2 separate regions of the Homo sapiens genome follow, and region 1 is linked to region 2. A link is an interaction called in ENCODE POLR2A ChIA-PET data of the cell type or tissue named here. Cell type or tissue: K562. All regions are shown on one strand. Links, peaks and the distances in the headings refer to the core of each region. The heading gives the core; the rest is flanking DNA. Region 1 has its middle 55 kb from the start of ZNF354A. Region 2 holds the start of GMCL2 (germ cell-less 2, spermatogenesis associated).

What was found. Peaks named below come from ENCODE experiments on the same cell type or tissue, not always from the same donor. Only the 100,000 strongest peaks of a DNase experiment are listed, where the experiment ranks them.
Region 1: POLR2A ChIA-PET joins it to region 2 with 5 read pairs; 1 of 35 experiments calls an interaction of 5 or more read pairs at or near these places.

What each region holds. Positions count from the first base shown.
Region 1 is chr5:178,780,173-178,790,600 of GRCh38, reverse strand. It overlaps the pseudogene AACSP1. Among named protein-coding and RNA genes, the nearest start is that of ZNF354A, 55 kb to the right of the region's middle. In K562, for the core only: no CTCF peak of the experiment used is centred there; DNase peaks (open chromatin) are centred at 3,300 and 4,390.
Region 2 is chr5:178,177,846-178,188,273 of GRCh38, reverse strand. It overlaps GMCL2 (germ cell-less 2, spermatogenesis associated), which reads left to right and starts at 903. Exons shown (of 1, transcript NM_001358008.2): 1 at 903-3,769. The coding sequence starts at 975. The coding sequence ends at 2,555. RefSeq lists enhancers at 7,136-7,676, 7,677-8,219. In K562, for the core only: no CTCF peak of the experiment used is centred there; a DNase peak (open chromatin) is centred at 5,873.

The sequences.
Region 1 (10,428 bases), core at 2,867-5,366, 600 kb before region 2:
GGGGCTGCGGGTGAGGGGCTGTCAGAAGGATGCAGGCTTCAAGCCACTGCCCTGGTCGCCACTGGCAGTGAGAGGGAGCCGGTGCTGGGCGGGGCAGGGTGCTTCAGCTCAGCTCTGTCCACCTCCTGGAAACTGAATGTTGTGCAACAGTTGAATGCAGTCATGGCAAATCCTGTTATGTGACAAGAGGAGCACAGGGCAGGCACAGTCCTCACGATGCTGTCTCAGGGCCTCTGATTAAATCCCATGTCTGTTAGTAAATGTGGAGTGAGATGTCTATTGATTACTGGCATGTCAGCTCCCAGCCTTATTGACACTTTTGATAAAAGAGCATTTATTTTGTAGGCACAGACAAGATAATTTTTTTTTTTTTGAGACAGAGTCTTGCTCTGTCGCCCAGGCTGGAGTGCAGTGGTGTGATTTCGGCTCACTGCAAGCTCCGCCTCCCGGGTTCACGCCATTCTCCTGCTTCAGCCTCCCGAGTAGCTGGGACTACAGGCGCCCGCCACCACACCCAGCTAATTTCTTTTTGTATTTTTAGTAGAGACGGGGTTTCACTGTGTTAGCCAGGATGGCTACGATCTGCTGACCTCGTGAGCCGCCCGCCTCGGCCTCCCAAAGTGCTGGGATTACAGGCGTGAGCCACCGCGCCCGGCCCAGACAAGATAAGACGAATTTTATTCTTCATGGAGGTGTGTTGCTAGGCTCCAGTGCGGGGAATATTCTGGATAGAATTAGGGCCAGGACCCCGGGGACTTTGCCCAGGTTTGCTGGTAGTGGAGCAGGTGTGGATGTTGTCTGGAATGCCCGGTGTTGTCCGTCTCTGAATGGGGCCATCGTCTAAGATGGTTCTAGAGGTCAGGGGCCTTGCAGGCCAGCAGGCTTGTCCTTCTAAGGAAGTGCATGGGTTGGGCAGTGCTCTGCTGGGATCTACACCCCGTGTATGCTGGGCTACGTGCTCTGTGCCAAGCTCCCTACTGGGTCCTGGGGGCCACACAGCAGCGACCTGGGGCCAGCACTCTGTCCTCATGGGCTGGTAGTGGGAGGGGGAAGGTAAGGAAATGAGAGAGGCTGATCTTGGGCTCTGAGGAGTGCTGTCAGGAACTAGCTTTGCAGGACTGGGGACATGTGCTTCAGGCAGAGGGAACCACCAGAACCCAGGATCGGAGCTGGGCCTGAGATGCATGTGTTGTGGAAGCTGGAAGGGGCCTCCTGGGGCCTGAGTGCAAAGGGCTGATGTGAGACTGGGGGCAGGAAAGAGGGGTCAGAGAGGGAGGGACTTTTGGGACTGCTTGGAGGGTGAGTTTTTCCCTGAGTGGAATGGAACAGCAGTGGACGCTTTGCATCAGGAGAGCACTGTGATCTGGTTCATGTTATTAAAAGGGCAGTGTAGACTGGGTGTGGTGGCGCACGCCTGTAATCCCAGTTACTTGAGAGGCTGAGGCAGGAGGATCACTTAAACCCTGGAGGCGGAGGTTGCTGTGAGCCAAGATCACGCCACTGCACTCCAGCCTGAGTGACACAGAGACTCTGTCTCAAAAAAAAAACAAAAAACGGTGGTGTAGCACCTGAGTGGAGAAGAGAGTGTTGCAGGGGCAGAAGCTGGGAGACTCAGGTTGGTGGAGCCCACAGGTGCGCTGGTGACCCTGGAGGGGCGGCCTCTAGGCTGATCCACACCCGGCTCTGCCCAGGGCTCCAGGCAGTTGCAGGCACCGGGTCCCAATGGTTTAGGGCCCTGACGCTGTCTCATGCTTCGGTGCAGCGACCCCTACAGTACTCGCTAGAAATAAGACGTGGCATGAGTGCCCGCAGGTGAGCTCCCATGCTTCCGTGAGCTGAATGGTGTTGCATTTCCTAACTGTCTTAGGTGCACCCTGGAGGTAGATGGGGGACTTTGCCGTTTCTTCAGACAAGCAGGGCTGTGACTCCCAGGTTGGAGAGCACCACCTCCGAGTGCTGGTGGAGCCTCACCCAGATCGGGGTGTGCAGAGTCTTGCCTGCACTAGACGTGCTTTAGAACCACAGAGAGCCTTCGAGTTTTCTGGGAGTGGGCAGTGGGCGGATAAGCTACATAAAACCCGTGTGGTGTTTGGGCGTGGCTGTTGGAGAGCTTTGTACCTGTAGCTGGAGGTGGTCACTGTTGTCCAGGGCCGGGTGATCACCATCAGAGTCATGAGGTCTCCATCTTCTGTTATTGATACTTGCAAAGGGAGTGACACCTTCATCCTTGGCTGTGATGTTGAAGTAGTTAATCAAACTCTGGGTTTGTGAAAGAAGCATGAGGGATGGTGGGAGGAGCTAGTCTCCCTCTCCCAAAACTCTAGCCATCTCTAGGGTACAGTGGTGGCTTTGTCAGTGGCAGGGTGGGTCTCGGAAAGTAAAGGAATGAAGGTGTGGGAGATGGAAGGACTAAGGTAATCTGCCTCCTTGCATGGAGGGAGACCCACCCTGCCATTGCCTTAGCCACGCCCAGCCAGTTTTGAATTCCAGGACATTCTGTGCCACGCTGCCTCACACCTTCAGACAGCGAGTTCCATGGCAGTCTTCCCTCCCTGGGACGAGTCTCTCCACCGAATGTGCGGGGACTGAGGTTCTACTGCCCATAGTGACACGGAACGGTCTTAATCTCTGGGCCCCAAAGAGAAAAATGTTCTTTAGTTGGGAAGATCAGGTTTACATGTGAAGGGCTGCCTGGCTGGAAGAGAAGCTGAGGAAGGAAATAGCGTATTAGACGGTGCTGCCCTTGAAAACGCAGTGATGTATATTCAGCAGCGTGTGTCGTTCGCTGAGCACAAACGTTCATAGAACTGTGGATTCTAAACGTTCAAGAAGAGCTGCACTTTTCTAAATTTCATAGAAATGTGAACTTGTTTAAGAAAAAGGGATGGGTAGAGGGTTTCACCTATGGCACACGTTTTAACAAAGAATTCTCCCAGCACTTTGGGAGCCAAAGCAGGAGGATCACTTGCGCCCAGGAGTTGGAGACTGCAGTGAGCTGTGATTGCACCACTGCACTCCAGCCTGCGGCACCAGAGGGAGACGCTGTCTCAAAAACAAAACAAAACAAACAAACTAATAATAATTCTGTAGCGCTGTCTTCATTGGTGAATGAATGTGTGAGGATAGAATTTGAGAGGTCTTAATTTTATGGCCTCCTTTGGTCCCCCAAGATAAAACACACTGCAGCTGCGAAAATGATGGGTTCTTGTGAACAACTGTTTTATGTGAAGCCTCATGGTAGAGGGAGCTGGCCCTGCATACTGGTATCAGCGTAAAGAACAGTCAGGCGTGCCTGTGAGCAAGGCAGGGCCGTGACTCAGACTTCAGTAAACACGAAGTGTGAGTTCAACCCAGAAAAATGCTGTCTCAGGTTTTGCAGACTTGTCAGAAATAAATCACCAACTTTAGGAAGCTTTGGTGCAAGAGCCTTGAAGAATTTTCTTCAAGGTGTTTTCTTTCCTGCCTGCATCCTAGCATCCTGGTAACCAGGGCGAAGTGGCTGTCGGTGCTGGAAGAGAAGGCCGTGAAGCCGGGTGAGTGTGCCTCTTTAATACTCATTCCCTGTACTGCCAATCAAGGCAGTTAAATCCATCCTGTTTCCTGCTTGTGAGTGAGGCTTCAGGAGCTGGGTTTACTTTTAATCTTTTGGTGATTCTTCACCCCAGTGGAAACCCACAGTCTCCAGATGCCCCAGACACATCCAGCCATTAGAAGTGCAAGGATGAAAGTATTTGTTTAGATGGAAGTATACTGATGGACATTGAAACGTGGTGATGATGAGTGAAATAATCAAATTGCAGAAGATCGTGCTCCAGACACGATCCTGTCCACCGCCTCCCTGCTGAAGGCCTAGAGCAACGAGTGTGTCTACAGGTGTGTCAAGAGCAGTGTCCTCCTGGCCTTCATCTCACGTATGGCTCTGCAGGGGACAGACCTCCCAGCCATCCCCGCCTCTGGAAGGCAGACCGGCCCCATAAGTATGCACACCCCCTGCCCAGTGCTTGGTTTCATCCCAAGGACACGGTCTACGGGGCAGCCAATATGCACAGTCCCTTCTCGTTATCTGAGGCAGCAATGCTCCACAAAGTCACTGTGAACACCGAGTTAGCACATATGGAACCCTTGCCCCGGGGGAAATATATTTATACACACACCTCTCACATCGATTATAGTCTTAAAATCCAAAACAACACATCTTGCTTCTATTTTTTTATCTTGTGAAAGAGAAAATGCAGTTCAGAGGCGTTCAGTGACTTGCCCAAGGCCACTGTCAGGTGCCAGAGCTGGGATGCAAAGCCTGGGAACGAGGCACCCTGCCTCACCCTGCCCCGGTCTCCTGTGTGTGAGAGGGAGCTAGGGAGGCCACGTCTCCTTGTGTGACCTCAGTGGGAACCGACATGGGTGACTCAGGGTTTTGACTGCTCTGCAGTGTCTGAGAGTGACCGCAAAAGCTCCAGAGTATAGTTCTGGAGGTTACACATGCATTTTAGTGAGTAGGCAAATTCACAAAACTAAAATCTGCAAATGGAAGCCACTGTATGGAAGGACAAATATTGCAACATTGTTTATATGAGGAAAAATAGACACTACCTGTATGCCCAGCAGAAGGAAATTCATTGAATAATTTAGGGTACATTCTTAATTTATGCAACCATTAGAAGTGCAAGGATGAAAGTATTTGTTTAGATAGAAATATACTGATGGACGTTGAAACATGGTCATCATGAGTGAAATAATCAGATTGCAGCATTATAAGGTGCGGTCATGTTTGTAGGTTGAAAACGGGAATATATGGATGTTTACATGCATACTCATATATGTATATACATGGGTGTATTATATGTGGATTCCAACTGATTTTTTTTGTTTGTTTGATTTTTTGAGAGGGAGTCTCACTCCAGCCCAGGCTGGAGTGCAGTGGGTGCAATCTCAGCTCACCGCAACCTCTGCCTCCTGGGTTCAAGCAGTTCTCTTGCCTCAGCCTCCCAAGTAGCTGGGATTACGGGCATGTGCCACCACGCCCAACTAATTTTTCTGTATTGTTAGTAGAGATAGGGTTTCACATATTGGCCAGGCTGGTCTCAAACTCCTGACCTCAGGCGATCCACCCACCTTGGCCTCCCAAAGTGCTGGGATTACAGGCGTGAGCCACTGTGCCTGTCCCCAAGTGCATTTTTTTGTCATAACTTTTTTCTTAACATAAAGTTGTGCCTTGGAAAATGGTTCATGAATGTGGAAAAAAATTCAGAGTCCACAAAGGTGTCCTCATTGCTGCCGCCCCCCTTCCCCAAGGAAGCCGACGTCGTTCCCTTCAGAGATGTTCTGTGCATAGGTGAGTGTGTGTGCCTGAGTGTGTGTTTGTGAGTGTGTGTAAATGGGGTGAGAGCACCCCCATTTTCTGTAGTTTAGGGTACATACCTCACTTCTCCTTAATGGGACTTAGAGTTGATTCCATTGCTGCCCATAGAAATCTTTGGGTCACTGTTTGTTTTTTGTTTGTTTTTTAGACAGGGATTTGCTCTGTTGCCCCTGCTGAAGTGCACAGTGACACGATCATGGCTCACTGCAGCCTCAGCCTCCTGGGCTCAAGTGATCCTCCCACTTCAGCCTCCTGTGTAGCTAGGACCACAGGTGCATGCCACCACACTCAGCTATGTTTTTTTATTTTTTGTGAAAACGGGGTTTCACCATGTTGCCTAGGGTGTTCTTGAACTCCTGAGCGCAAGTGATTCTCCCGCCTCGGCCTCCCAAAGTGCTGGGATTACAGGCGTGAACCACCGTGCCTGGCCTAGCTCACTTTTATTTTCTTTTTACACATCTGTAGTTGTGATTTTTCTCCTTGTGATTTGAAAACATACTCTCAGAGCACCTCTTTAAGGGATATGTTTGCCCAAAGCCTGAGGCCAACCCTCCAGCTTTCCTCCCCACTGTTGGTTCCTCAGCCTGAGGTGGGGGGTCTGAGCCATTCTTACCAGCAGGAAGGAGGTCAGGAGCCCTGCTCAGACCTTAATGGTGGCAGAAATGAATGTGACTCACTCATTTTCATGGGACACGTCAGTCAGTGACATGAAATGGCAGAGAAGACATCACCTTTTATTCTTTGCCTGAAGGAAGAAATAAAATCATCTTAGAGTTGAAGCCAAAATCAACCCTTCTGGTTTTTGGAGCCATCGAGTCATTTCATGTGGATCTTGAACACCCCCACACTCCCAGTTCATACACGCGGAGCCTGATTAGGGAAAACATTTGCTTTATGAAATTTTTTTTTCACGTATGTGAGTTGAGTATAAAGAGTAGCCTGGGCCGGGCACAGTAGCTCACAACTGTAATCCCAGCACTTCGGGATGCCGAGCCGGAAGGATTGCTTGAGCCCAGGAGTTCAAGACTAGCTTGAGCAACAGTGGGACCCTGTTTCTACAAAAAATTTAAAAAAAAAAAATTAGCCGTGGCTAGGCGGTGTGGTCACGCCTTAATCCCAGCACTATGGGAGGCTGAAGCGGGCAGATCACTTGAGGTCAGGAGTTCGAGACCAGCTAGGTCAACATGGTGAAACCTCATTTCTACCAAAAAAACCCCAAAAATTAGCCAGGCATGGTGACATATGCCTGTAATCCCAGCTACTCGGGAGGCTGAGGCAGGAATCACTTGAACTGGGGAGGTGGAGGTTGCAGTGAGCCGAGATTGTGCCACTGCACTCCAGCCTGGGAGACAGAGTGAGACTCTGTCTCAAAAAAAAAAAATTAGCTGGGCATGGTGTGTGCCTGTAGTCTCAACTGCTTGGGAGGCTGAGGTGGGAGGATCACTTGAGCCCAAGAGGTCAAGGCTGCAGTGAGCTAAGATCACACCACTGAGCTCCTGCTTGAGCAACAGAGTGAGACCCTGTTTCAAAGAAAAAGTTCAGACACCAGGCACGGGGCTAGGGAGGGGGCTCCTTGCCACCCCCCTCACACTCTTGGCTTTCTTCCCTGTGGGAGTGGAGTGACCCCGTCCTCAGCGTGTTCTGCCCTTGCTCTGCTCGTGTGTGTGTGAATGCATGCATGTGTGGTGTGTGCATGTGTGTGTGTTGTGTGTGCATGTATGTGTGGTGTGTGTGTGCGTGTGTGCTGTATGTTCCTCAGCGTGTCCTGCCCTTGCTGTGCTCGTGTGTGGCTGTATGTGTGGTGTATGCATGTGTGTGTACACCTGTGTGTGTGTGTGGTGTGTGGTGTATGTATGGTGTGTTTATGCATGTGTGTGTGTGCATGTGTGTGTATAGTGTGAGGGTCTTTGCCCTCCTGCAGATTCACCCTGCTGCTGTTTCCCTTCCCACACAGGCTTTTGGGTCAGGGGATGGCTGTTGGCTGTTGTCAGCAGCGGGCCTAAGTTGGAGGGTTCACGCTGCTCCCCTGCATGATGGCCCATGGAGGCTGACTCCATTTCCAGCTCATTCCAGAAACAGGAGTGTTTTTCCATGTAGCATAGTCTCTTGTGTGAGACATCACACTCCACGGTCTTTGCAGCTGGGAACGTTTCTGGTTTTTTTGCTTTTGAGACAGAATCTCTCCCTGTCACCCAAGCTGGAGTGCAGTGGCACAATCTCAGCTCACTGCAACCTTTGCCTCCTGGGTTCAACTGATTCTCATGCCTCAGCCTCCTGCGTAGCTGGGATTACAGGCACACACCACCATGCCTGGCTAATTTTTTGTATTTTTACTAGAGATGGGGTTTCACCATGTTGCCCAAGCTGGTCTTGAACTCCTGAGGTCAGGTAATCCACCCATCTCGGCCTCCCAAAGTGCTAGGATTACAGGCATGAGCAACCGTGCCCGGCCACGTTTCTGTTTTTCCAACCGTTAAGTCCACGTAAACCATGGCGTGCAAGCCTTCCCACGTGATGAGTCCGCATAGGCAGCGTCTGCTGGGTGGTTACCACAGGCAAAGCTTCCATTTTCTGCGATCCTGAATCTTGAATTTCAGTGTGACCACAAGAAGTCATTTACTTAGTGCATCCTCCAACAGCAAGGCTCGGCCAAAACGTCAATCACCAGATGAGGGGGGTTCATTCTAATTTCCATATCACCTCTCCCACTGCTGCCTGAAAAGAAGCCCCACCTGTCTGGGATGTTGCAGTGTTTGTCTGGGAGAGTAGATGTTTGTCGTCTTTGCACTTTCTCTTTTGTTGCTTACTGACTTAAAAGCAATTTGTCTTGGGCTTCTGAATTTCGACTCTCCTTTTGTCATTGCTTGCGGGAGGCACCGACATCACCTCCTGCTTCATGGGCCAGAATATTTCTCTTCCTGTGTATAAAGGGGAGATTCAGGCCTGGAACCTGGGCATGGCCGTGGATGCGTGGAATGAGGAAGGTGATGGCTCCGCCAACTGTTTCTTCCTGTGATTAGGCGTGAGTTGGGAGCTTGGGAGCGCTCGGATGTGTAACTTTGCTTGGTGATAGTTCTCCAAAACAGCCCTTGGAGGGAGGCCCCTGTCACTTGCAGCGTGATGTCCTTCCCCCCCAGCTTGGTTTAACACCCACCGGCTCCTGGTCCCCAGCTCCTGAGAGGTCAGGGTCGAGCTGGAGGACAGAGAGCTGTGTGCTCAGGAACGTCGGGCAAGTGGGTGATCGTTGCCCTGAATCTGAACCCTGGTGCTGGATACACAGGCAGCGGCCGGCTCTGAGCATCTGAGAGCCCGGTCATGGAAGGGATAGTCTCCTGCTGTGCTGTGCCTGGCAGCTAGAAACCCAGCTGTGCTAGGAAGGGTGAGCAGGGCTCAGTGCACCTGTTCTGCAGAGCAATGCGGGAGCAGTCAGTGAAGCTGAAGATGCATATGTGCCCTGTGATCTAGGAATTCCGCTTACGGAAGACAGACTTGTGATCCATGCAAGAATGTTTGTAGCCCCATGATTTGTAATGAAAACAAAATTGGGAACAATAGAAATGTCCATCCTTGGGCAGAAGTTCTGTGATCACACATGGCAAATGACCAAGCGGTAAATAGGAATGAACCAGAGCGACAGGTAGTAGCCCGAACGAGCCACCCAGATGTCATGTTGAGTGAGCACAGGAAGACGCGGGACACATAGAAGGACAGCGTGTGTGTGTTCAAAGGTATGCAAAGTGATGACACATAGTATTCAGGGATGCGTATGGATGGAGCAAAAATGTTAACACACATGGGAATAACAAATCACTATGTCCGAGACAGCGATTTTGGGGAGCACACAGGGAGGGGACTTCATGGGAGGAACACATTATTAGGCTCCCGTGAGAGGTGTGTGGGCGTGGACCATCTCTGTACCTTTGTGTATGTCTGGAATATTGCGTAATAAGTAATAGCTTAAGAGAGAAGAGAGAGCCAGTGTGTGGCTGTGGTGTGTGTTGGGCTTATTTTTAATTCTCCCATACCAGGAAAGGCGGTCTGGGGGAGACAGCAGCAAGCTGGTGTGTACTAAGCCGATCCCTTGCCAGCCCACACACTTCTGGAACAATGAGAACGGCAACAAGTACAGGAAGGCGTATTTCTCCAAATTCCCAGGTCGGCTGGAGAGATGCAGACAGAGCTGCCGAGCCTCTGCGTTGTCTGGGCCTTCCGTGCCTAGTCGTGTGTCCTCGTCCTTCCCCTCCCATCCTGCCCCTCCCCTCTTCCTTCCCCCACCAGGGCTTGGAGAAGCTGCATATAGCTCATTCCTCCAGTGGGGCGATAATCAATTTTTGATGAATATCTTGTCTTCAGCTTGAAGCTATCATGTGTAACTATAATCTGGGTTTAGCTGAATCTCAGCCACCTCTGCCCAGGGCCCCGGCCCCTGCTGCTGGGCGCTGGCATGTGCCTCTGGTTTGCACGTGGGAGGTGGAGGGTGCAGGGCCCACTCGCTGAAACAGGGTGATGCCAGGGTGATGCCTGCCTGTTCACGAGGAGCGGCATGTGGAAGTGGTGTCTGGCTCGGGTCTCTTCCTCTGTGTGTCTCACCATCATCCAGTCCTCGTGGAGATGCTAAGGAAGAGTGCTTTTGCGGTGGAAGGATTTACAACCCGACACATCCCTCTCACATAGACTGACACCCCTGAGTGTGGTTTGAGTGGTGCCTTGCCCCAAAGCAGGAAAGTCTTTTATTTAAAGCTCTGATTCCTGCCTCCCTCTAATCTTATTTCATAAGCAGTCTCAAGTTATTGCTGCCATATAATTCATCGTTTAGCAAACCTTCTGTTTCAGAGTTATTTATACTAAGTACTTGCTTGCTGCAGTCTCTCAAAAGGTAATGTGAGTGAGCAAAGAAGGACGCGGGGCACATAGCATAGACGTATGGAGAATCAGAAAGCAGCAAGTGGTAGGATTTGCCAGGGATCTTTCCTGCCCTGCATATTTGCATGTCACCGTAAAAGCCATCATGCTTGAAATAGCGCCTTCCTGCAGCAGCGTGGGGCATCCCCCCAGGGGTGGCTCAGCCT
Region 2 (10,428 bases), core at 4,396-6,895:
GCTCACTGCAACTTCTGCCTCCTGGGTTCAAGCAGTTCTCCATTTCAGCCTCCCGAAAAGCTGGGATTACAGGCGTGCACCACCACACCTGGCTAAATTTTATATTATTAGTAGAGATGGGGTTTCACCATGTTGGCCAGGCCAGTCTCAAACTCCTGACCTCATGTGATCCACCCACCTTGGCCTCCCAAAGTGCTGGGATTATAGGCATGAGCCACCGAGCCTGGCCTATTTTATTTTATTATTTTATTTTATTTTTGTGCCTGGTCGCAAATTTACATTGGACTGGTTAGGCTCAAGCGTCTGGTACACACATTTTCCTTTGTCAGGTCTTGCAAATAAAACTTTGCTCCTAGGGAAGTGGTCCTTCTAAAACGGACCTTGGTTTTGGCTGCCAGATGAGAATTGCTTCCAGCAATGAAGAATGCTGTCCAAGGAGTTCAAGACCACCCGGAGAAACACAGTGAAACCTTGTCTCTAAAAGAAATTGTTTTAGGCCGGAGGCAGTGGCTCACGCCTGTAGTCCCAGCACTTTGGGAGGCCAAGGTAAGAGGATCACCTGAAGTCAGGAGTTTGAGACCAGCCTGGCCAACATGGGGAAACCCCGCCTCTACTAAAAATACAAAAATTACCCAGGTGTGGTGGCGGGCGCCTGTAATCCCAGCTACTCAGGAGGCTGAGGCAGGAGAATCACTTGAACCCGCGAGGCAGAGGTTGCAGTGAGCCGAGATCGCGCCACTGCACTCCAGCCTGGGCGACAGAGCAAGACTCCGTCTCAAAAAAAAAAAAAAAAAAAAATTGTGGGGGAGGGGTGCGGAGGTTGGAGGCGGCAGTGTCCGCTGCAACGGTTGGGGCTGCGCGTGAGAAGGTGGCGGTGTAGGCACCTGTGCTCGGGGAAGGCTGGCGGCGGCGGCCGGGCCATGGCCAGAGACCCCCTCCTCTGGGCTCCCTGAAGTCCTGGGGAGCCGTGACCCATGGGATCGTCGAGCAGCCGGGTGCTGGGCCAGCCGAGGCGAGCCCTTGCCCAGCAGGAACAGGGTGCCAGGGCCAGGGGCTCGGCCCGGAGGCCGGACACTGGAGACGATGCGGCGAGCTACGGCTTCTGTTACTGCCCGGGCAGTCACAAGCGCAAGCGGAGCAGCGGGGCCTGCCGCTACTGTGACCCGGACTCGCACAGGGAGGAGCATGAGGAGGAGGGGGACAAGCAGCAGCCGCTCCTCAACACCCCTGCAAGGAAAAAATTAAGGAGTACATCCAAATATATTTATCAAACATTATTTTTGAATGGTGAAAACAGTGACATTAAGATTTGTGCTCTAGGAGAAGAATGGCGATTACACAAAATATATTTATGTCAATCTGGCTACTTTTCTAGTATGTTCAGTGGTTCTTGGAAAGAATCCAGCATGAATATTATTGAACTGGAGATTCCTGACCAGAACATTGATGTAGACGCACTGCAGGTTGCGTTTGGTTCACTGTATCGAGATGATGTCTTGATAAAACCCAGTCGAGTTGTTGCCATTTTGGCAGCAGCTTGTATGCTGCAGCTGGATGGTTTAATACAGCAGTGTGGTGAGACAATGAAGGAAACAATTAATGTGAAAACTGTATGCGGTTATTACACATCAGTAGAGATCTATGGATTAGATTCTGTAAAGAAAAAGTGCCTTGAATGGCTTCTAAACAATTTGATGACTCACCAGAATGTTAAACTTTTTAAAGAACTCGGTATAAATGTCATGAAACAGCTCATTGGTTCCTCTAACTTATTTGTGATGCAAGTGGAGATGGATGTATACACCACTCTAAAAAAGTGGATGTTCCTTCAACTTGTGCCTTCTTGGAATGGATCTTTAAAACAGCTTTTGACAGAAACAGATGTCTGGTTTTCTAAACAGAGAAAAGATTTTGAAGGTATGGCCTTTCTTGAAACTGAACCAGGAAAACCATTTGTGTCAGTATTCAGACATTTAAGGTTACAATATATTATCAGTGACCTAGCTTCTGCAAGAATTATTGAACAAGATGGTATAGTACCTTCAGAATGGCTGTCTTCTGTGTATAAACAGCAGTGGTTTGCTATGCTGCGGGCAGAACAAGACCGTGAGGTAGGGCCTCAAGAAATCAATAAAGAAGACCTAGAGGGAAATAGCATGAGGTGTGGTAGAAAGCTTGCCAAAGATGGTGAATACTACTGGTGTTGGACGGGTTTTAACTTCGGCTTTGACCTACTTGTAATTTACACCAATGGATACATCATTTTCAAACGCAATACACTGAATCAGCCACGCAGCGGGTCTGTCAGTTTACGGCCTCGAAGGAGCATAGCATTTAGATTACGCTTGGCTTCTTTTGATAGTAGTGGAAAACTAGTATGTAGTAGAACAACTGGCTATCAAATACTTATACTTAAAAAGGATCAGGAACAAGTGGTGATGAACTTGGACAGCAGGTTTCTGACCTTCCCTTTATATATCTGCTGTAACTTCTTGTATATATCACCAGAAAAAGGAATTGAAAATAATCGTCACCCAGAAAATCCAGAAAACTGAAGATCTCATCAGTTGGAAACAGTAGCACTTTGAAAACTTTCAGGCCAGCTTTAATTTAATGGCCCTACTGATATTCACATCTAAGTTGACTAACAATGACAAAGGCCTTATGAACTGTACGGACAATACAGAAGACTATTCTTATCCTCATTGCATTTCTATGCATATACAAAAAAAATCATTTTAAAGCCAAGAAAATATCTGTCAAACCATTTCTGTCAGTACGATGTCAACTCATGCTTTTAATTCAGCATCAGCAGAAAATGACTGTAGGTAAATCTCACATTTATCTGCAACAAAATATAGATTTAATTTTTAGCTTAAACTTTGTTTCTACCTTATGTTAGTGGACCTCAGTTATCCATCTGTAAATTTATTTTTATTTGGCTAAAATAATCTAAAAGAATAATTTGGATGGCCAATTAGAAATGCTCTTTTGAGCTGGGGCATTTAAAGCTTTCCTTTAATATTTTTACCTGCTCATTATGATTCCTCCTTTTAGTCTAATATCTTTCCAGTTCATACTTGTTTTTAATCATTAAATACTTTCTTCCTGGTTTGGAGACTAAGCTGAGAAACTTTTTTTAAACTTAAGCATTGTCATATGCTATTTTTTAAAATTTGGCTTTCCTAGGATTTTAAGAACAATGAAAGTTAGCTTCACACCTTCAAATGATCTTGAATGCGTGAAAAATCAGTTTGATTCCAGGGATATTTCTTGTCTTACATGGTCTTTTCTTTGACAGTCTGTACACCTTTATTATTAGTTTTTGAGTTATTTATGTACCAGATATTATACTTTTAAATATTTTAATATTCTCTGATCTTTACAATTATTTATGTTCAAATTTTAGTTGGGAGTTTTGTTTCCTACTTAAGCTCAGGACTTGATACCCTCTGAGATGAGTGGCTTTGAGTGACATGCTAACAGCAATTTCATAGTAAATGTAAATAAGGTCAGAGGATCTAACATAGAAGCTGATGACGCATTAATGTAAAAATGGAACTTATTTTTGTCAAAAATAAGATGTACACTTGTCATGATTTATATATGTTGACCTTTTGTGTTTACTGCTGTTTTGAATAGAGCCATGTTCATTTTCTTTCCAGTTAGAGTAAGTACTTCTGTGGTTAATGTATATTTTTATTCTGGCTTTTAAAATGGGAATAATTTGTATGTATCTGTGCAAATAATAAATGCGCATTTGGAAAAAGATTAAGTAAGCTCTTATATGAAATGGACCAAAAAACCCCCCTTAATTGAAACCAACATTTTTTTTCTTTCTAGTTAGATTTTTTTCCAACTCCTTTTAACTTTTGGAATTTACTAATAATTTTTTTTCTTTCTTAATGATATGTCCATAGGTTCATAAATTGCTTTTTCTTTTAAAATTCATCTACTTGGTTTAACTTAAAGGAACCTTTTAAATGCCTCACCCTTGACCCCCAGAGCTGGAATTTAAATGTTTCTAATACAGTGATTTGGCTGTTATCAAGAGGTTACATTTCAGCTGGGCGTCAGCCGGGCATGGTGGCTCACACATGTAAGCACAGCACTTTGGGAGGCCGAGGCAGGCGGATCATTTGAGGAGTTTAAGATCAGCTATGAGCAACATGGTAAAACCCCATCTCTACTAAAAATACAAAATAAAAATAAGCCGGGCCTGGTGGCACACACCTGTAATCTCAGCTACTTGGGAGGCTGAGGCAGGAGAATCACTTGAACCCGGGAGGCAGAGGTTGCAGTGAGCGGAGATCGCACCACTGCACTCCAACCTAGATGACAGAGTGAGATTCCGTCTCAAAAAAAAAAAAAAAAAAAAAAAAGAGGTTACGTTACTTATTTTTGTATTTGACTATATTAGGCCTCTTTCACGGGAAGCTGTTGTTTTCTTTCCATCTCATTACCGTATAAGAGGTTCCTGACCCTTTATGTATTGAAAAATATAGAAATACCAAACTTAAATTATTTGGATAATTAAATTTTTGCAAATCTTGGAAGGAAAGATAATGTTTGAGTATATTAATGAATAAAGTTAACTGTTTCATTACACTTACATAAGTTAACTGGCCAAATTGGAATGATATGTGGTTTCATCCACTGGTTCTGTCCTGGCCACGTTGCTTATGTCACCCATAGACAGGATAATTCTTTCTTCAATCACGAGTAGGTTAATGTTCTTATTTGAGAAGTTGATCATTGTCAGCTAGTAATTCACACTGGTAGTAAACATGTGCTTTTGTTTTCTTACCAAACACTTTTATGTGTTTGCATAGTATATTCTTTTCAGCAGAAATATTTTCAATAGGCCGGGCGCGCTGGCTCACACCTATAATCCCAGCACTTTGGGAGGCCAAGGCAGGCGGATCACAAAGTCAGGAGATCAAGACCATCCTGGCTAACACGGTGAAACCCCATCTCTACTAAAAATACAAAAAAAATTAGCCGGGCGTGGTGGCGGGTGCCTGTAGTCCCAGCTACTCGGGAGGCTGAGGCAGGAGAATGGCGTGAACCCGGGAGGTGGAGCTTGCAGTGAGCCGAGATCGCACCACTGCACTCCAGCCTGGGCAACAGAGCAAGACTCCATCTCAAAAAAAAAGATAATAAAAAAATAAAAAAAGAAATATTTTCAATAAAGTGTTAATAGTGTAAGCTAAGATATTGTATAAACTATGGTTTATGAAAAAAAAATTTTTGTAAAATTACCTGGGCATGGTGGCACATACCTGTAGTCCCAGCTACTCAGGAGGAGAATCACTTGAGCCCAGGAGTTTGAAGCTGTAGGGATCTGTGATTGCACCACTGCACTCCAGCCTGGGTGACAGAGGGAGGCCCTGTCTTTAAAAAACAATTGTTTTTATAAGAATGCTAGTCAAGAAATGAGTTTCCAACAGGCACTCTTGGCCCCAATTAATGTTTCTCCATTTTGCCAAAAAAGTGAAAACTGGCCTCTCATGGGTGGGACCAGTGCACCCTGACCAGGTGCAACTGGCTGGGGCTGGTGTCACAGGCAGTAAAGGAATTTACTGAGACAGTCATAGGTAAAGAATGGCAGATTTATTTGAGAAAGTTCAAAGATACATTGCAAGGTTACAATGGGCAGCACAGCAGAGAAGGGGCTCTCTGCAAAGAGGCAGGGCTGGAGGGAAGTTTTATAGGGTCATGCTGGAGGAAGCTACGTGCAGAAGGAAGTTGTACTTCTGGGGCTACATGAGGAGCAAGGTATTTGGAAACAGGATGTTGTGCCAGCAGGCTGTCTGTGATTAGCTGTCTCTTGGAACAGTTGTTCCCCCGCACCTGGGACCCCTTCCTCAGTGTGGCTTCCCTATCAGGACTCCACACTAGGGTGGAAGCAGCTTTGGATGCCACAGTCACTAGATTATCTTTCTACATTCTAGCCATTTCTTCTGTTTTTGTCCCCCACGTTTTTACTGAGACATAATTAACATACCACAAAATTCACTTAGGGTTCACGATTCCATTGTTTTAGCATATTTGAAGCTGGGCAGTCATCACCTCACAGGTTTAGAGTGCTTGCATCACATACAAAATAAATCCTTTACTCGTTATCAGTCATTCCCCATCTCTACACTCCCCCGAGCCCTAGGCAACCATTCGTCTATTTTGTCTCTATAGATTTGCCTATTCTGGAAATTTTATATTAAAAAATGGTTTTTGTTTTTGAGATGGAGTCTTGTGCTGTCATCCAGGCTGGAGTGCAGTGGCGCCATCTCAGCTCACTGCAACCTCTGCCTCCGGGGTTCAATCGATTCTCCTGCCTTAGCTTCCCAAGTAGCTGGGATTACAGGCACCTGCCACCATGTCTGGCTAATTTTTGTGTTTTTAGTAGAGACGGGGTTTCACCATGTTGGTCAGGCTGGTCTCAAACTCCTGACCTCAGGTGATCTGCTGCCTCGGCCTCCCAAAGGGCCGGGATTACAGGCACAAGCCACAGCACCCGGCCAAAAAATGTTTTTTGAGACAGGATCTCGCTCTGTTGCCCAGGCTGGAGTGTAGTGGCAGAATCACAACTCACTGCAGCCTTGACCTCCCAGGCTCAAGCAATCCTCCCTCCTCAGCCTCTCAAGTAGCTAGGACTACAGATGCATGCCATCATGCCCAGCTTTTTTTTTTTTTTTTTTTTTTTTTTTTTTGTAGAGATGGTGGTGTTGCTGAGGCTGGTCTTGAACTCCTGGGCGCAAGTGATCCTCCCACCTTCACTTCCCAAAGTGCTGGGATAACAGGCATGAGCTACCGCACTCAGCCTAAAAATTTTACATAAATGGAATCATATAATATGTGGCCTTTTGTGTCTAGCTTCTTTCACTTGCCGTAGTGTTTTCAAGGTCAGCTACACTGCAGCATGTATTAGGGTCTCTTTCCTCTTCATTACCAAGGAATTTTCTATATACGTATATTTTTTTGCTGGTTCCCCCTCAGAGGATGAACCTTTTTTTTTTTTTTTTTTTTGAGTTTAAGTGTAGACGTTCAAGCAAGCGCAGTGGCTCGCACCTATAACCTCAACACTTTGCACTTTGACAGACTGAGGTGGGTAGATCATCCAAGGTCAGGAGTTCGAGACCAGCCTGACCAACATGGTGAAACCCTGTCTCTACTAAAAATACAAAAAATTAGCCGGGCATGGTGGTGGGCACCTGTAATCCCAGCTACTTGGGAGGCTGAGGCTGGAGAATTGCTTGACCCCGGGAAGTGGAGGTTGCAGTGAGCCAAAATTGCTCCATTGCACTCCAGCCTGGGTGACAGAGTGAGACTCTGTCTCAAAAAACAAAAACAAAAACAAAAACAAAAACAAAGAAACAGCGTGGAGGTTTAATAGGCAAAAGAAAGAGAAAGAAGAATAGTTCTCTCCTGCAGAGAGACAGGGGCCGCTGAGTGGCTCTTCTGGTTAGTGGTGAAATGCACCGGGTTTCATACACGAGCTTGAGGAGGTGGTGTCTGATTTACATAGGGCCCAAAGATTGGCTGGACCAGGTGTGACGTTTAGTGTCCACCCATAATGTTTTATTATGCAAATGAGCTTCCTACCTGGAGAGCACCATGTTGTCTGCTCCTTACTGTACACGTGGTTGACGAAGAAAAGGGAAGATGGAGCCTTCATGTTGAACATGCCTGACCCCCAGGTAGCCTTTTCCTGTTGGCACAGCTGCTGGCATGCCCCCAGAGGATGAACCTTGAAATAGTGCTGGGTCCTGGGTCTTCTGCCTTCTCTGTCTACATTCTGCCCCTAGGTGAGCTCATCCAGTTTCCTGGCATGAAATCCCACCTTTATGAAAATGATTCAAATCTCTTTCTCTAATCTGGTCTTTTCCCCTGAGCTCCACAAATAGTCTTCCTCTCCACTTCCTGATACATTGTTCTTAAAACCTGAGGAATCTCCAGAGAGGTAAGAGTGTCTTTGATATGCTAATGAGATGACTGCTGGCTGGGGGACCCCTAGGTAGCTTCAGGAGGTGGGCAGGTCACTGGAAAGACCAAGGCACATTTAGAGGACTAGGATTTTCAGCTCCACGCCCCACCCCTACCCCGCCCCTGCCCCGCCCCCAACCTCCCAGGAAGGGAGAGGGGCTGAAGGTTAAGCTGATCACCAGTGGCCAGTGATTTAATCAATCATGCCTCCATTAAAACCCCAAAAAACGGGATTCAGGGGGCTCCCAGCTAGCCGAACACGTGGAGGTTCCTGCAGGGTGGCACACTCCTTTCTCCATACCTCGCTCTATGCATCTCTTCTGTCTGGCCTGTGTGATATCCTTTATAGTAAATGGGTAAATGTAAGTGTTTGCCTGAGTTCTGGGAGCTTCTCTAGCAAATTAATAAAACCTGAGGAGGGGTCATGGGAACCCCAATGTATAGCCAATTGGTCAGAAGTTCCAAAGGTCTGGACTTGCAACTGACATCTGAAGTGGGGGACAGTCTTGTGGGACTGAGCCCTCAATGTGTGGGATCTGACACTAACGTCAGGTAAATAGTGTTAGAGTTAAACTGAATTAGAGGACACACAGCAGGTGTCTGACAGAGAATTGCTTGCTTGCTGTGTAGAGGGAAAATACACACATCTGGGGTCACAGGTGTATTGACTGTTGAGTGAGAGACTAGGAATAACACTTTGGCTTTTCCTATATCTCAACAACAATCCAATAGCACTTAAATATAATTTAAAATGATATTCAAGTGGACTTATTCCAGAAAGGCAAGGATGGTTTAATATTAGAAACTCAATATAATTCATTACATAAATAGATAAAATGAGAAAAGATACCAGTCTTATCAATACCTACTAACAAGGCAGTTGATAAATTTCAACTTTTTTTTTTTTGAGACAGAGTCTCTCTCTGTTGCCCAGGCTGGAATGCAGTGGCACGATCTCGGCTCACTGCAAGCTCTGCTTCCCAGGTTCACGCCATTCTCCTGCCTCAGCCTCCTAAGTAGCTGGGACTACAGGCATCTGCCACCACACCTGGCTAATTTTTTTGTATTTTTAGTAGAGACAGGGTTTCACCATGTTAGCCAGAATGGTCTCGATCTCCTGACCTCTTGATCTGCCTGCCTCAGCCTCCCAAAGTGCTGGGATTACAGGCGTGAGCCACCGCTCCCGGCCTTTTTTTTTTTTTTTTTTTTTTTTTGAGACAAAGTCTCGCTCTGTCACCCAGGCTGGAGTGCAGTGGCACAATCTTGGCTCACTGCAACCTCCGCCTCCGGGGTTCAAGTGATTCTTGTGCCTCAGCCTCCCAAGTAGCTAGGATTACAGGCGTGCGCCACCACGCCTGGCTAATTTTTGTATTTTTAGTAGAGACAGGGTTTCACCATGTTGGCCAGGCTGGTCTCAAACTCCTGACTTCAGGTGATCCACCCACCTCGGCCTCCCAAAGTGCTGGGATTACAGGCGTGAGCCATCGTCTTTTTTCTTTTTCTTTCTGTGTTTTGTTTTGGAGACAGGGTCTCCATATGTTGCCCAGGCTGGATTCGAACTCCTGGGCACAAGGAATCCTCCCATCTTGCCTCCCTGAGTAGCCAGGACTACAAGCACACATTGCCATACTTCATTGAAAACAATTTTAGAGACAGGGTCTCACTCTGTCACCCAGGCTGGAGTGCAGTTGTAACTGAGTACCTCTATCTAAGGAAGGATTTAATTATTTTTTCTCTCTTCTTTTCTTGTTGCCCCCATTCCCCGTTTCCTACTTAGCCTTTTAGAAATACAAATATAGCCTTCTACCTCCCCGTCACCAGACTCCTCCCAGGGAAAGTGTATCTAACTATGGGCTCCAAGACAGAACAAACCAAGGGTTAACAGTTGATTTGCAAACTGAAGCATGCCGGCTAAGGAACTCTCACCCTATAGCAGGCTGCCTGAGAGACCACCAGCTTGCCCACAAAGATGCCAGCAGTCACCAGCACAATGGCCCAGTAGGTAAGGCACCAAGTTAACACAGAGACCCCCCGACCTTGCTCACTTTCTCCCTTGCTTTTTAAAAGTGCCTGCTTTTTGCTCCAAAGGCCAAGTGGCACATTTAAAGGCAGGATGCTTGTGGTGCCTTTTCCCCTAAACTAGCTTCATAATACATTACTTTCTTTCTATCAGACCTCACTTTTGCTAATTGAACTCTGCACGCAGCAAGCAACTAACTCACCTGCTATTGGGTTACAGTTCTGGTGGCCCAGACTGGGAAGTGCTGTGCGCTCCGGGTAGGCCTGTGCTTGACCACCTGCTTTCACTACTAGGTGAGGCCTAGGGTCACCTGTGAGCACCAGCCGCTCGTGGCTAGCAGACCCCATGATGGGGATGTTAAGGAACTTCTCAGAAGCGGCCAAAAATGCTTTTGTTTTTGGGAAACCTCCCTTTTGCCTCCTGGC